Regions from separate parts of the Homo sapiens genome. Here regions 1 and 2 are each linked to region 3. Evidence: read pairs that join two places in POLR2A ChIA-PET (ENCODE). Cell type or tissue: CD4-positive, alpha-beta T cell. All regions are shown on one strand. Region 1 overlaps TAB2 (TGF-beta activated kinase 1 (MAP3K7) binding protein 2). Region 2 has its middle 11 kb from the start of ZC3H12D. Region 3 overlaps UST (uronyl 2-sulfotransferase).

Region 1 (5,000 bases), 340 kb after region 3:
TGTTCACATGTCTACATACTGGTAGGAATACCATGTTAAACTGGGTTTTAGACAAGTGGCTGGCAAACAGTGACCCATGGACCAAATCCAGCCTGCCGTCTGTTTTTGTCAATAAAGTTTTATTGCAGGAAAAGAAAAAGAAATGGGAACAAGGAAGAACTAGTATATTACTGGTCTTTAGTTTGTTACAAGAATTTTCACATTCTCCTTTCACATTCTAATTTTTGTACTCTACTTCATTTTTGTTTGTTTGTTTGTTTGTTTATTTTTTATTTTTTTGAGACAGAGTTTCGCTGTTGTTGCCCAGGCTGGAGTGCAATGGCGCAATCTCGGCTCACCACAACCTCTGCCTCCCAGGTTCAAGCCATTCTCCTGCCTCAGCTTCCCAAGTAGATGGATTACAGGCATGCGCCACCACGCCCAGCTAATTTTGTATTTTTAGTACAGACGGGGTTTCTCCACGTTGGTCAAGCTGGTCTTGAACTCCTGACCTAAAGTGATCCACCCGTCTCGGCCTCCCAAAGTGCTGGGATTACAGGCGTGAGCCACAGCGCCCAGCCTCCTTCATTTTTATGTATAATTAGGTGTAGCTCTGTCCTCATATTTTATTTAAATGTTTTTAAATATAGCTGGAATACAATGAAAAGTTATTACAGAGGATGAGAGTGAGATTAGGGCATTTGACACAGTAAGCAAATGTTCAGAGACTAGATGCTATTTGGATGTTAATTGAATAAAGCAGTAGAGATGACAGCGGTATAAGCACTAACTCTAAAATATGCAAGATGTGTTTTTCAGACACTGAATGATTTTCCTTAGTATAATCTTCCTACCCTTTTTGAAAAATAAGAATTTTTTCTTATGAAAAGTTTCCTCTTTTGCTTCAACATAATCTGTTACTTCAGAATAATAATAATCTGTTATTTCACATAAGTGAAATAAAATTGGTCTTGACAGTTGTTGAAGTGGGATGAGTATATGAAGGTTCATTTTGCTGTCCTCTCTACTTTTATATATGTTTGAAATTTTCTGTAATAAGAAAGGTCCAATAAAAACATCCATTACTTAAAAGTTTTTACATGAAAGATAGAAGTTTGTATGCTGGCTGTTTTGGGAGAAATAAGGAATCAATAATTTTTTGCAATAAAGCTAAAATACACATTAACTTCATGAATAGAAATTTAGTCCTTGAAGTCAGTTCTGCTTCATAATGTAGAGATTTTTTTAACAGCTAAAATTAAATGTGTTTAGACCATTGTTTGTGATCTAATTTCCTCTTTTTTCCAATTTTGGTTATTTAGTTTCCGAACACCTCTAATTAAAAAAAAAAAAAATCATAATTCTAAGTTTACCAAGTGAGATTATAAGAAAACCACTGGAGATTTTTCATTTAAGAAAAATTTTATAGATCCCTTATTGATTGCCTTAGATATTACTTAAATAATCAAAAATTTGCTGGCATTTAATAATACATTGAAGTGTAAAAAGGGACTTCCTTATGGTCACTCTTCCTAAAATTTTAACCTTTGCAGTTAAACAGAATCAACAAGGTTTTACTAAAAACGTGTCAGGTGAAAATGTTTTCTAATGCCTGAGACCAAAATTTTAGTAAGTAGGATGGATCCCCAGATTAAAACAATTATTCTATAAAATGTTTCCCAGATGTGGAATGTGAGATGATTTTACGTGGTAAAAAGTCAAAAGTTTTTTAAACTGTATTTCTTTTCAGTTGTTTCAGGGCATAGTAACTGGTATTGTCAGACCCTTGATTTTTTTAGATATTTTTACTTAGGATAAGACTTAATTCGATGTTTGTTTTAAAATTATTCAGTTTGGGGAAAATACTGTATAAACACCATTCAAGTTGGTTGTGCATGTGGCAAAAATTGTGACAATGGAAAGCCAACACCTAAAGTTGAGGACTTAGCAAGAAAATTTCTGTACAATGAGTAAGAAAGGTGCTGCTAAAGGGGTACAAAGTACCAAATATCACTTAATTATTTAAAATTTGTCATAAAATTTGACTTCTGTATTTTTATTTACTTGTTACAATAGTCTCTCTTTTAAAATAGAAAAGTTATCAGTAGGGTAGGTGGAATTTGCATATTAATATACATTGTTTTAACATAGGTTTGATTCTTCAAATTAATAACCTTGACAGGAAAAATTCAACAATGCATGCTCCTTTTACTTTAAACCTCCCAAAATTAATTTGTAGGAATACTGTTCTAATTTCATTATGGGACCCAAATTTTTTTAAGTAGTTTTATAAATGTAATCGCTTGTTAGAGATAACCTTTGAGGAATATAATTATTCTCTGTATTTAAGATACCACTATCCATATAAACATTCTAGAACATTGGTCTCTTAGAGTTCCAGTGACCTTTATTTTATAAGTAAGAAACAAAGAGACCTAGAATGTATATGATTTATCTGAGATCACAGAGCAAAGTATTCAGGAATTAGTAGCAGAGCCTGGAACAGAACTCCATTCTCACAACTCTCAATTCTAGTGTTCTTTCTACTTTACCATACCAAATGTGGTTTTTAAAAATAAAGTATGGTAAAATTTTTACATAGATTTACTTCTCCAGAGTCTGTGGATAAGACGTTAGATACTAGTTTATATTTTATTTGTGTCATCCAAGGCTTACATTTTTGGCAGATGGAGAACATGAATTGACAAAAAAAACTGCCCTTTCTGGTAGAAAACGAATATAAATACTACTGCAGTGGGAAACGAAACTCTAATGAGACTTATGTACACTGACAGTATTGTTTTGCAGTAGGACAGCTTTTTACAATCTTGAGTGGTATTATGGGAATCTTTGCTATTAGATACCCTTTATTCTACTATAAATTGTAGGTAATGATGCTGTTTTCTCCTTTAAGGAGATTGGAGGTGATTACATCATGTTCATGTTGTATTTCCCAGAGGGAGAAGTGCCAACTAGATAGAGGTTGGTAGTGATCGAGCATGTGTGTCAGTGTCAGCTAGATGCCCCATTTGGGGAGCAAGCTGCATCAGGCTGTGCACTACAAATGGTGTTTAAAGTTGCCTGTAATTTTTTAGACTTTGTGATTTTTTACTTATAAAATAATTTTTTTCTTTCTTACAGATCAAAGGTCCATCATCAAAACACCAAAGACTCAAGACACAGAAGATGATGAGGGAGCTCAGTGGAATTGTACCGCCTGTACTTTTTTGAACCATCCAGCCTTAATTCGCTGTGAACAGTGTGAGATGCCAAGGCATTTCTGAGCCAAATGGCCCTGTATCTTCTCTAAAACCACATCTAAAGTTCAAGAAACTAGTCTGTCATCGGGAAAAAGTTTCACTGCTACATAGGATTTTGTCAAATTGAAGGTGTGACAAGATGGTGTTCTGCTAATGTTAAATGTCAGCCCACAGAGCTAATAATACCTCAGTATAATGTCATGAGCAGTTGAAATTCATCACATGAAAAGTAATCTGCTGAAAGACTTGGTTGCCCACTGCCTAACTGTGTACAGTGTTACCAGTGTCCCATTATGGATAATTCTCAATATGTTAACACCTAGGTGTTCCCAATACCTTTTTCCCCTCATGTCACTACTGAATTTTGACAGGAGGAAGGAATAGAATGATAGCTTGTTTTATTTGTAAAGCTTTCAGTGAAACACTACATACACGAAGAAAAGGAACAAGGTTTAACTATTTAAGAACCATTTGCTGCCGCATAGTGCCATTGGATAGGGAAGAACTTCAGAAATCTGTGGTACTCTTGGCCTTGTCTTTGTCTTCCCTGAACGTGTCTCCACTCTGTGAAGCCAGCATCTAGGGGCTAAAGATGCAAAGGAAAGCAGCATGCATTGTCTGTACAAATGTGCAGCGAAATACCCCAAAGCTTTTCCTACTGTACAGATCTCTCGAGTCTGCTTTAAGTGATTTCTTTTCTTCTTGATTATTTTCTTATATTTCTATATGTATAGTGTAATAGCCTTTTGTTAACTAATTTTCTTTTTTCCTTTTAGTAATTAAGCACGATCATGTCCCTTTTTAAGCCTTACCTGAGAGGAACAATGCCTTAAAATAAAAAAGCATTAATGAGATGAAAGTATGCACAGAATAACTTTCCTCTACTTATTCTGTACTTTGCCCTCATGAGTTCCAATGTTGTGTGAAGACAGGCAGATGCTGCACAGTGAATTGCAGATGATATTACAGAAGTGATGTCTGTAGGTCACATTAAATACTGACTTGAGCAGTGGGTGACACAACACAGTGTTTGTCTTCCACAGGGAAGCTTAAAACAAAAGATATTTTTAACCCACTGACAGAACAACAAGGTTAAGCTTCATCTGCTTGGTGTCCCACAGAACTTGCACAAGCAGTTGTTATTGGGAAAGTACAGTCTCAAAACCAGCAACAGCAGCAGTACCTACAGCCCTTTTTTTGGAGAGAAGTTTAAATGCTTTACTGTTGGGGCAGTCCATTTCTAATCCTGACTTGGTGACAGTATCATGTGTATTTATAAAACAAGGCTAGCCATATTTAGGACAACTGAAGAAAAGCTGGAAAAAAAAACAAGCAAACTTGAACACTGAAGCAACCTCAAGCATCTCTTTATTTTGATGATATATTTTTGTAAGGAAAATATTCAGATGATCAGGAATGTATATAACTGAAATCAAGAAAAAGAACAGTATGCATTTAAAAAGACAGAATTATGAAATTATATGAGTGCTTAGAATGGGGCTAAGGGAAGTGCTGAAATAGAGCAAAGGATGGAAGATAATATAGACTACCACCCACTGTAAATGTTTGCAAGTGGCTGTGTTTTAAATGGGATTATTACAGTTGATCTCTATGAATGTCAGAGCCCTAACTTTCAGGCTTTGCATTTTGTATATGGGAAGAAATATGACAATCCTAGGTAATTAAACCATAGACCCAAAGCCCTTACGTTTGATGCAATTTATTTTTAAAATAGGCCTTGTTTTTCAGCTTCATCTGCAG
Region 2 (5,000 bases), 430 kb after region 3:
AGCATGTATCATGGTCATGCCTGTCGTGTTATTTCCTGTAAACATATGCCAGGGGAAAAGACCATGAGTGTGTGTTTTTTGTGCGTTCTTAGAAAGTGAGTAGTAGAAAATGATCAATACAACAATGAAACATCACTTATCATGAAGTTAAAAGTGTGCACTGCCACCTGCTGAGATTGCAGTGCTTTCGAGGCTACTTTCTTGCTCTATGTGAGGCACTCTCTCCTGTGCCATGAATCCAACAAAGAGCCTGTGCCCAAGATGCTTCCAGGTCAGCCCTCAGCTACACATCCCATGAACGCAGCACAGGCCACGGTCGACCATGTGGGCTCCATTCTGATCCTGCTTACACCCTATCAGGTTTACTAAAACCACATCCATCCCTGGTCATGCTGAAGATACTGGTATTATTTCTGTGATAACAAATGAGTGATTATGTAACAAAGACTGTATGACTTTAACGTTGTTGTCGTTGTGCCTGTTCTACGTTCTAGCACTGCACCAACTTGGATATCAAATGCAGAAGAGATATCAAAGTCCTCAGCGTCTGCATCATCTCCTCTGGGAAGCCTGCTTGATATACGTCTGCATTTGGGGTGATGTGTGGAATCGATATTGAATGAAATCGTGTTCAATGCCATGTGAGGACTGTGGTGCCAACCCATGGTAAAGGTCCTACATGCAACGCCCAGAGTAACTTTTCTCAGCTATCCCAGTGCCACTTTCTTCCTTATTTTCTGGGGCCTGGCGAAGCAAATCCAAGCTTCTCAGTTTTGCATTTGGGACTCTCCCTTTCCCAATTTCCTCTTCCCTCCTGACACTCATTGCCTTCCCAGCCTCGGCAGTAGTCAGACACCGCCCTGCTCTCCCTCTGCACCTGGCTCGTTACCACCTTCATATGCCTTTGTTCCTGACTCAGGTTTCCCCAGCTCTCTCCACCAAACCAAGCAAACAAAACTTTTCTCTTTTTCAGGAGCCAGAGGTCACTGGTCTTGTTGTAGATTCATAGCAACAAAGAAGCATTACCTAACTTCTCTTTCTACACAAACTCTCTTGCTAGAATGATACTGTATTTGCAACCTTTATGTGTGTCCAGCTTCCTAGTACTCTACTCATTTAAGTAAATAACAGCAATACAACTTTTTTTTTTTTTTGAGACTGAGTCTCGCTCTGTTGCCCAGGCTGGAGTGCAATGACGTGATCTCAGCTCCCTGCAGCCTCCGCCTCCTGGGTTCAAGTGATTCTCCTGCCTCAGCCTCCCAAACAGCTGGGATTGCAGGTGTGCATCACCACACCTGGCTAATTTTTGTAGTAGAGACAGGGTTTCACCATGTTGGCCAGGCTCATCTCAAACCTCTGACCTCAAGTGATCCACTTGAGGTGGATCAGTGCCTCAGCCTCCCAGAGTGCTGAGATTACAAGCATGAGCCACCGTGCCCAGCCAATACAACTTTTTAATTGCCCATAAAAACATCACTCAAAAACCCTGCTCATCTGCCCATTCAATGAACAAAGAATAGCAGAGGAGGCGAAAACATAAAATTGTTAACTCTTGACAGTGCCCCTAGCAAAATTAAGCCTAACTAGTAGTCGAATGTGGGTAAAATAAGGTAAGAATATAGATTTTCCCATTAGCAGAAGAGTAATTAAAATGACTTGCTTTAAAAAGAGTTCTGGGCTGGGTGTGGTGGCTCATGCCTATAATCCCAGCACTTTGGGAGGCTGAGGCTCTTAGATCACTTGAGGTCAGGTGTTCAAGACCAGCCTGGCTAACATGGTGAAACCCTGTCTCTACTAAAAATAACAAAAATTAGCAGGGCATGATGGCAGGTGCCTGTAATTCAAGCTACTTGGGAGGCTGAGGCAGGAGAATCACTTGAACCTGGGAGGCGGAGGTTGTGGTAAGCCAAGATCGTACCATTGCACTCCAGCCTGGGTGACAAGAGCAAGACCCCGTCTTGAAAAAAAAAAAAAAAGAGTTTTGAAAATCAAGGGGATCTCCACAATCTGTCATTTAATAACAGGAAGCCCAGGGTTCTCTCAAATTTCCCATCAAAACATGGTTTCATAGCAACAGCCACTGAAAGGTAAGGTTCCTGTGATTTCGATTTTACTAGCTATTATGCATTCTTTGTGACTCAGTCTAGATGGGGTAAGAAATGTCAAACTTAAGATTAAATGTTTTTATGATGAGTAGAAAACCAAGATGAAATATGTTTTTCAGTAACTAAAAAGCAACTAATTTATTAAAAGACACTTGTAAAAGTATGATTGCTGAGTGTATTTAAAGTTTCTTTTATTTAGCCTTTAATAGTTCTGATCAAAATCTTTGAAAATTCAACTGGTAAGAAAGATTAAGCTGAAACCTTACAGTGAAGTTATAATAACTGAGAAATGTTAGGCTCCAAATAGTTTTGGTGTTTTGTTTTGTTTTGTTTCATTTTTTGTTTTTGAGATGCAGTTCCACTCGTCACCCAGGCTGGAGTGCAATGGCACGATCTCGGCTCACTGCAACCTCCGCCTCCCAGGTTCAAGCAATTCTCCTGCCTCAGCCACCTGAGTAGCTGGGATTACAGGCACCTGCCACCACACCCAGCTAATTTTTGTGTTTTTAGTAGGGACAGGGGTTCACGATGTTGGCCAGGTTGGTTTCGAATTCCTGACCTCAGGTGATCCGCCTGCCTCAGCCTCCCAAAGTGCTGGGATCACAGGTGAGCCACCACACCCAGCCCCAAACAGCTTTTTAACTTAAAAAATATCTGACTACCAACAGCTCACTCAATCTTTTTTCCGGGGGAGGGGTTGCGGGGACAGGTTAGCAAAAGCCAGTAGAATATATAAATGGAGACTGGTTTTAAGAGTTCACCTAAAACCTAGAGAAGCAAAAGAGAAGAAATAGGAAACATGGCCACTTTACCGTAGATTAGTAGTAGTATCATGAAGCCAAGACTGCGCTGCATCTAATCAAGGATACGTGATGAACACTACGTTTCTGTACACACATCTTTGTTAAAACCAGTTTCTCATACCTAATTGCAGCATTTGCAATTAAGGAGAGTTTTGCCTTGCAATGATAGGTTCAAACATTTTTACTACTTTGGTTTTTCCCACTGGATCTACTGAATCAAGCTTCGGGAGTGAGGAGGTTATTTCCTCTCACTGCTCCATCACCTGCAACCAACATTTCTCCCTTGTGCATTCATTCTTTCAGACTACATTTTAGAATCTTCTGTATGAACAGTATGTATTTTTCTATATTCAGAGTGATAGTTTCTTATGTATTTAAAATGTTTTCTATTCATGGCTAAGAATTATGTACAATAGCAGGGAGACAACTGCTCTTAGCTGTATGGTGAACTAGATATTCTGAATTGTAACCGCCCCCTCCCACCTCCTCCATACAACATCCACATGCTGGATAAATTACAGCAATCATACTTTATTTATTTAGAGATGGCGTTTCACTCTTGTTGCCCAGGCTGAAGTGCAATGGTGTGATCTCAGCTCACTGCAACCTCCGCCTCCCGGGTTCAAGGAATTCTTCTGCCTCAGCGTCCCGAGTAGCTGAGATTGCAGGCATGCACCACCACGCCCAGCTAATTTTTTGTATTTTTAGTAGAGACAGGGTTTCACCATATTGGCCAGACTGGTCTTGAACTCCTGATCTCAGGTGACCCGCCCATCTCGGCCTCCCAGAGTGCTGGGATTACAGGCGTGAGCCACTGCACTCAGCCAGCAATCATACTTTTACATGCACTGATGAGACTGCAAGACAGGGAAATTCCTCATGACTCACAAATATATTAACAAAATGGTAAACAGGCCACTAGCCAGGATGCCCTTGCCTGCACAGCTGGGGACTAAGGACTTCAGGTCACAGTGATGAGGGATATTTATAAAGACAAGGCTTTGGACCTAAAAGAGAACTGGGAAGCTGAGCCTAAGATCTTCACATGAAGCCAGGAGACTATAATAGAAGAGCTCACCTAAAACAAGTTCGTCAGAGAAAGACTGGGCTAGGAAAAAAACCACTAAGGCTGGGCACGGTGGCTCACGGCTGTAATTCCAGCACTGTGGGAGGCCGAGGCGGGCGGATCACAAGGTCAGGAGTTCGAGACCAGCCTGGCCAATATGGTGAAACCCCATCTCTACTAAAAACACAAAAATTAGCCAGGCGTGGTGGCAGGCACCTGTAGTCCCAGCTACTCAGGAGGCTGAGGCAGGAGAATCGCTTGAACCCGGGAGGTGGAGGCGGAGGTTGCAATGAGCTGAGATCGCACCACTGCACTCCAGCCTGGGTGACAGAGCAAGACTCCATCTCAAAAAAACAAAAAACAAAAAAACAACACCTGCGTTTTACCCAGTTCTGCAATGATGGGGGTATAGATGGGAGATCTTAATGCTAGATATGTTTTCCCTGATACTTTGTCAACTTTCATCAAGGTCTAGGGTTCAAAAATACATTATGCTTGCACATGGAAATTCCAAGCCACAAATGAAAGTGGCCCCAAGTGATTGCATCACCTGGAGTCTGAAAGGTAAATATGCATCCTCTCTGGAGAAAAGCATCTTCATTTTAGGTACCTTAGGAGTCCCAAAGTATGTCCTCCCAATTTAAGGGGAAAAAAATCTGAAACACACAAGGAAATAAGCCAGTACGCACAAGGGTCAGCAGGAAAACTTTTTTAATTCTTAAGAAATTAAGATACTGGAATTATCAGAAACAATATAATTATGTAAATAAAACAGAGTGGAAATAAATGAGCAAAGAACAACAGAAAATCAAAAATAACCAGGAAAATTCAAGAAAGAATCAAACAGAACTCCAAAAACAAAAAATTACTGAAATTAAAAATTCAGTGGATGGGTTAAATAAGAGACTGGGCTTATGTGAAAAAGAGTGGGTGACCTGGAATATAGACCTGAAACAATTATTCAGAATAAACTATCTGGATAATATGAGTTAAGATACAAAGAACAAGAGGAGAAAGCCTTACATA
Region 3 (5,000 bases):
TCCAGCAAATGAATCAGAGTGAGATGCCCTCTCTGCCCCCATGGTGACAAGCCTTGTGAGCAGGCATCTCCCTTAGACTGTGAGCTCCATCCACTCGTCAGCAATGTGGAGAGTTAAGAACCTGGGCTCATTAGTCAGACTTCCCCACACCCAACTTCGGGCTTCACCACTTACCAGCTGTGTGAGCCTGCACAAACTTCTAAATTCCAATGCCACAGCTTTAAATGGTGATAATAAGAGACCTCTACAGCACTGGGAGCTTTATAAGGATTAAATGTGTGTTTAGATATCTTACAATTCTTGGCACAGAGAAAGCTCTCAAAGTGCCAACTGATGATGATGATGATGGTGATGATGATGATGCCCCATTCACTGCAACAATTCCTGTGCGTGGTGCAGAATAGCTATTCAACAAATCTTTGCAGAAAGAGGGAAGGAAGATGATATTGGGCACACCAGTGAGGCCTAATTGAAGCCTTGATTTTGACGAGAAGCACTTACTCTCTAGGTTTATGAAAGCCTGAATTTTAGAATCTTTAAAGCAGAAGCATAAAACTCGACTTTCTATAACAGCCAGTCAGGTAACATAAAAGAATGAACCGGCATTTAGAGTCTGAGGCAAACTGGAAAGCCCTGGCCTCTTTCACGGGGGCAGTCACACTTGGCTCCAGAAGAATGTAGCCGCCCTTTGAGAAAAGCCAGAAATCCAGCTTTCCATGTGAAATAGACCAAGCCTTACAACAACTGAATCCATTTCTAAAAAAAAAAAAATACCCCACGGGCCAAACAACACATTGCCTGCCAGTCCGATCTTGGGCTGCCTTTTTGCCACCCTGTCTTAAAGGGAGGAGCTCTGTATTCGTCTCTTTCTTTTAAAATGTTTATCAGTGGGCACAAGAGACATGAGCCCCTTGAAGTTACTCTCAGTTCCTGCTAGGATCAGAGAACGCTCATGGAGTGAGGTCTTCACTTCTTCATGGTTAATCCGACAGTATGTGCTCACCTAACGAGGGCTTCTTCCCTTCCCAAGGAATGCTACTAATAAGTATAGATTTTTAAAGCATAATTGTTTTGTGGCTGAAATAACAACAATTATTTGAAAAAAAATCCTAACAACTTCCTCTAGAGCTGCTATTATGGCAGTCTGGAGAGAGGCTGATTCCATAGTCCATGTAGCTTTGTTTTGTTTGGATGGAAAGTCTGGCATTTTACAAAAATGTGGAAAACTTAGCAATGGAATGACTTTTCCATAGCACCGATTATCGTACAGCAAGACACACATCCATATGTCTTTGAAATGAGATTTTTAAGAATTCTCTGCTTATTATACAAGACAAACCACCTCTGGTCTTTCCATATGAAGGTGATAGTTTTCTACAGGCTCATGAAAGCTGCCCTGGTTATGGTGCAGTACTTAAAGTTAGGGAAAAATCTCAACATAGATGGGGACCCAGATTCAAATTCGTTTTTTCACTTACCAGCCAGCTATGTGACCTTGGGTAAGTTTCTATTTCTCCATCTGCAAAAGAGGGGTCATGATATTCACCTCACAGGGTTATTGAGAATATCAAATAAAATAATGTATATGATGATCCAAACTCATAATGGGTGTTCCCCATCAATATTGGTTGAATCTGAGTCTCTGTTTCTCCTGGCACAAAATAGCACTCCTGTTTCTGACCGCGACATAACCCTCTGGCAATGTCATTAACCTTATTAAATTTGGCAGCTCTGTGGAAAACGAAGGTCAAAAAAGCTGTCATTGTTTATATAAACTGTTCATTTTGTTGTTCACAGTGCTATGAGGACTAAAGGATAGAGGGTTGGATGCTGCCACCCAGGGAGTAACCAGGGAGAAGGGAAGAGGCTGGAACAGAGCCTGAGGAGGACTGGTCTTTATAAGACAGGCTGGGAAAGAGGAGGGCGTAGAGAAGATGGAAAGGGAGTGATCAGAGAGAGGTGAGGGTGCCAGGAAAACACTGTTGCAGATGCAGGGGTTTCAAAATGGAGTGTGTGGCCCACAGTGTGATGGGGTCATGCTGTGAGGCGCCCTCTGAGCTACCAACAAGGAAGCGAGAGTAACTGAATGGAGTACAGAAGGAACAGAAAGCAGGTTTTGGTGAGTTCAGTCACGTACGTAAGCTGAAAATGTTACAACAAATGTAGACAGCTCTTCAGGAAGTTGGGCTGTGATGGGGAGGAGAGAGAAAAGATGAAAGAGGGAGGGTGCATGAGACAAGGGTTTTTTCAAGAAGGGAAGTGAGTTTTGATGGCAAGGAGCCAGTTGAGAGGGAGAGGTTGACAATGAAGAAGAGGGGGTGGATGAGGGAGAGAAGGAAACTCCAAGGAGGCAGGGTGGGTAGACAAATGAAGCAAGAATTGGATATTAATGCAAAACTAGAGCTTGGGGAAACATTAGATCCCATAAGAATCTGCCAAACCAGCTGATACTGACCCTCATGTTTAGACGGGGGATTTAGGGAGGGATTAAGAAGAGTAAGGAAGACTGAAGTAACTGAAATACACGAGACAATCTGTTGTTATTGGAGGGGTAACAGGAAAAGCTTCTCCTCCACCCTCTGAAGCTTACTTGAAAATGAACTTACAATAGGCAGATTAACAGGAAAAAAAGGAATAAAATTTATTAATATGCATGAAACTGAGCATGGTAGCTCACTCCTGTAGTCCCAAATACTCAGGAGGTTGAGGGGAGGATCGCTTGAGCCCAGGAGTTTGAGGCTGCAGTGAGCCACCACTGCACTCTAGCCTGGGCAACAGAGCAAGACCCTACCTCTTAAAAATAAAATGCTACACAGGAGAAAATCACAGGAGAGTGGTTACCTCATAACCCAGGGAGGTCCAGCTTTTTTCTATACCTTTCTTCATAGGGAAAGGGGAAATGGAGGTTAAATGTGGCAATTTTGAAGAGTAGTAAATGATATTTAAGGGGAATGAATGGGCCCAATGCTCAGACAATGGAAGGTAAATAATTCTCTTTGGGAACTGAATGGGACCCAAGAACAGGCAATAGTTTGGGACAACGTTCATCTGAGCTCTGAGTGTGGTGTTTAATCTTCAGTCCCTTCCTCTGTGACATGAGTTTTGATCTTCTCTGATTAATGAAATTTTAGGGGAGGTGACTGAAGGCAATTTTGTTCCTCTTTGGCAGGTCCAATTTCTAGGTAGATAAGGGAACTTCAGAGAACAGCTTCATCCAGGATGTACTGGTCTCCAATGGCCTTCAATTTGAAATATCGCCATACCAAGTTGCCATATTTGGCGGTCACCCTCCCTGGATCCTTAACTATTCAAGAAAGGATCTTTTAAAGCTCTTGCCTTGTAGCCAAACATGAAAAAGTCCCCCTTCCCTCTTGTCTTAAAAGTCTGTCCTCTCTGTGGAGTGTTCTAGCAAACATAGGGCTGGGCCTCCTCATGTTCTGACTAGCACTATCAAATAGCCAAAGCACTTTTGTCAGGCTGGTAAGGTGACATGCAATTAAAATTTGGTTGGAAAGGCTACCTGGGATCTTATCAAATATCAATCTTATTAAAGACCTCTCATTACTGTATAAAAGTTGGATAAGATATGTCAATGTAGGGGGCTCTGAGTGAAATCATAAGAGCCAGTACTTTCCAGTCATAGAGTCGATGGAGTGCACTGGGATTTTAGATGCTGGTTATCACCAGAAGTCTGTCGTTTTCCGAACATGGTAAATACTAGGTCAATTTCTGCCTGGGATAGAATGTTTCCTACTGGAAACACAAAATTACAAGTTTAATCTAAATAAACCACCAGGACGCAGTTTTACCTCTCAGGTGGAACTCTGCAAATAGTGGTTGTTGGGGTGGTTTTCATCACTGACTCTGAGTATTGGACCCAGAGATGATCGTGCCCAATTTTTTTTTAATCGGCCCTTTTCTCCTCCCAAACTATAAAGCCATTAGCCATTCCCTCCAAAACACCTGCCAGTTTCCTGTGAGATCGGTTGTTAAGTTTGGGTGCCTCAGTCAGCAGGAGGAGTAGTAGGCTCTAGGCCTGGACATTGACCATTATGCTCTACCACACTGTGAAGAAAGGTGTGAGAAGCAGTAATAGCCCTCTCACCTGTCCACACCAAGAAACAACACAGCAAAAGCACAGCAGCTGATTGTCATGAGGAGCCTCCTACCTCTGCCACTTTCTGGCTGCATGACCTTGAATGAGTTATAGCCTTGGCCTCAGTTTCCTCATGTATAAAATGGCTCTTCCATCAAGGGGTTATTGTGAGGATTAAGTATGATTGTGTGTACAAGTGCTTAGCTCAGTGCTTGCTACACATTAGTTCCCATTAACTGTAGCTGTTACTATAAAAATATACCACAAAGCATTAGGCTCAGCCAGGACTGTCACCATCTCGCACCATATCAGTTAACTAATCGTGCAAATATGTCCTGGTTCTTTTCACTTGTACTTGAAGGACACAATATCACATTTTATTGATGTATAATATTTTACATATTTATGGGATATGTATGATATTTTTTTCCATGCATAGAATGTGCAATGATCAAATCAGGGTGTTTAGGGTATCCATCACCTTGAGTATTTATCATTTCTATGTGTTAGGAACATTTGAATTTTTTTTTCTAGCTACTTTGAAACATACAATACATTGTTGCTAACTATAGTCACCCTACTCTGCTATGGAGCATGAGAACTTACATCTTCTATATAACTGTACATTTGTACCCATTAACCAACCTCTCTTCAGCCCGCTCTCCAACCCAGACATCCTTCCCAGCCTCTGGTATGTATCATCCTACTCCCTCCTTGTGGTCAACTTCTTTAGCTCCCATATATGAGTGAAAATACACGATCTTTGTCTTTCTGTGCCTAGATTATTTCATTTAACATGATGACCTCCAGTTCCATCCATGTTGATGCAAATGACATGATTTCTTTCTTTTTTATGGCCAAATAGTATTCCATTGTGTATAATACCACATTTTCTTCATTCATT

Evidence for each region. ChIA-PET counts read pairs that join two places held together with the same protein. Peaks named below come from ENCODE experiments on the same cell type or tissue, not always from the same donor. Only the 100,000 strongest peaks of a DNase experiment are listed, where the experiment ranks them.
Region 1: POLR2A ChIA-PET joins it to region 3 with 7 read pairs; 2 of 35 experiments call an interaction of 5 or more read pairs at or near these places.
Region 2: POLR2A ChIA-PET joins it to region 3 with 5 read pairs; 5 of 35 experiments call an interaction of 5 or more read pairs at or near these places.

What each region holds. Positions count from the first base shown.
Region 1 is chr6:149,406,457-149,411,456 of GRCh38, forward strand. TAB2 (TGF-beta activated kinase 1 (MAP3K7) binding protein 2) reads left to right here. Exons shown (of 7, transcript NM_001292034.3): 7 at 3,121-5,000. The coding sequence ends at 3,263. Among named protein-coding and RNA genes, the nearest start is that of SUMO4, 8.7 kb to the left of the region's middle. In CD4-positive, alpha-beta T cell, no CTCF peak of the experiment used is centred here; no DNase peak of the experiment used is centred here.
Region 2 is chr6:149,493,047-149,498,046 of GRCh38, forward strand. No RefSeq gene overlaps it. Among named protein-coding and RNA genes, the nearest start is that of ZC3H12D, 11 kb to the left of the region's middle. RefSeq lists enhancers at 3,654-4,154, 3,723-3,942. In CD4-positive, alpha-beta T cell, no CTCF peak of the experiment used is centred here; DNase peaks (open chromatin) are centred at 2,055, 2,455, 2,835, 3,795 and 1 weaker place; H3K4me3 peaks cover 1,544 bases; H3K27ac peaks cover 2,511 bases.
Region 3 is chr6:149,064,136-149,069,135 of GRCh38, forward strand. All of the region lies in intron 7 of UST (uronyl 2-sulfotransferase), which reads left to right. Among named protein-coding and RNA genes, the nearest start is that of UST-AS2, 34 kb to the left of the region's middle. RefSeq lists enhancers at 1,757-1,836, 1,857-2,266. In CD4-positive, alpha-beta T cell, no CTCF peak of the experiment used is centred here; a DNase peak (open chromatin) is centred at 2,216; H3K4me3 peaks cover 489 bases; H3K27ac peaks cover 1,215 bases.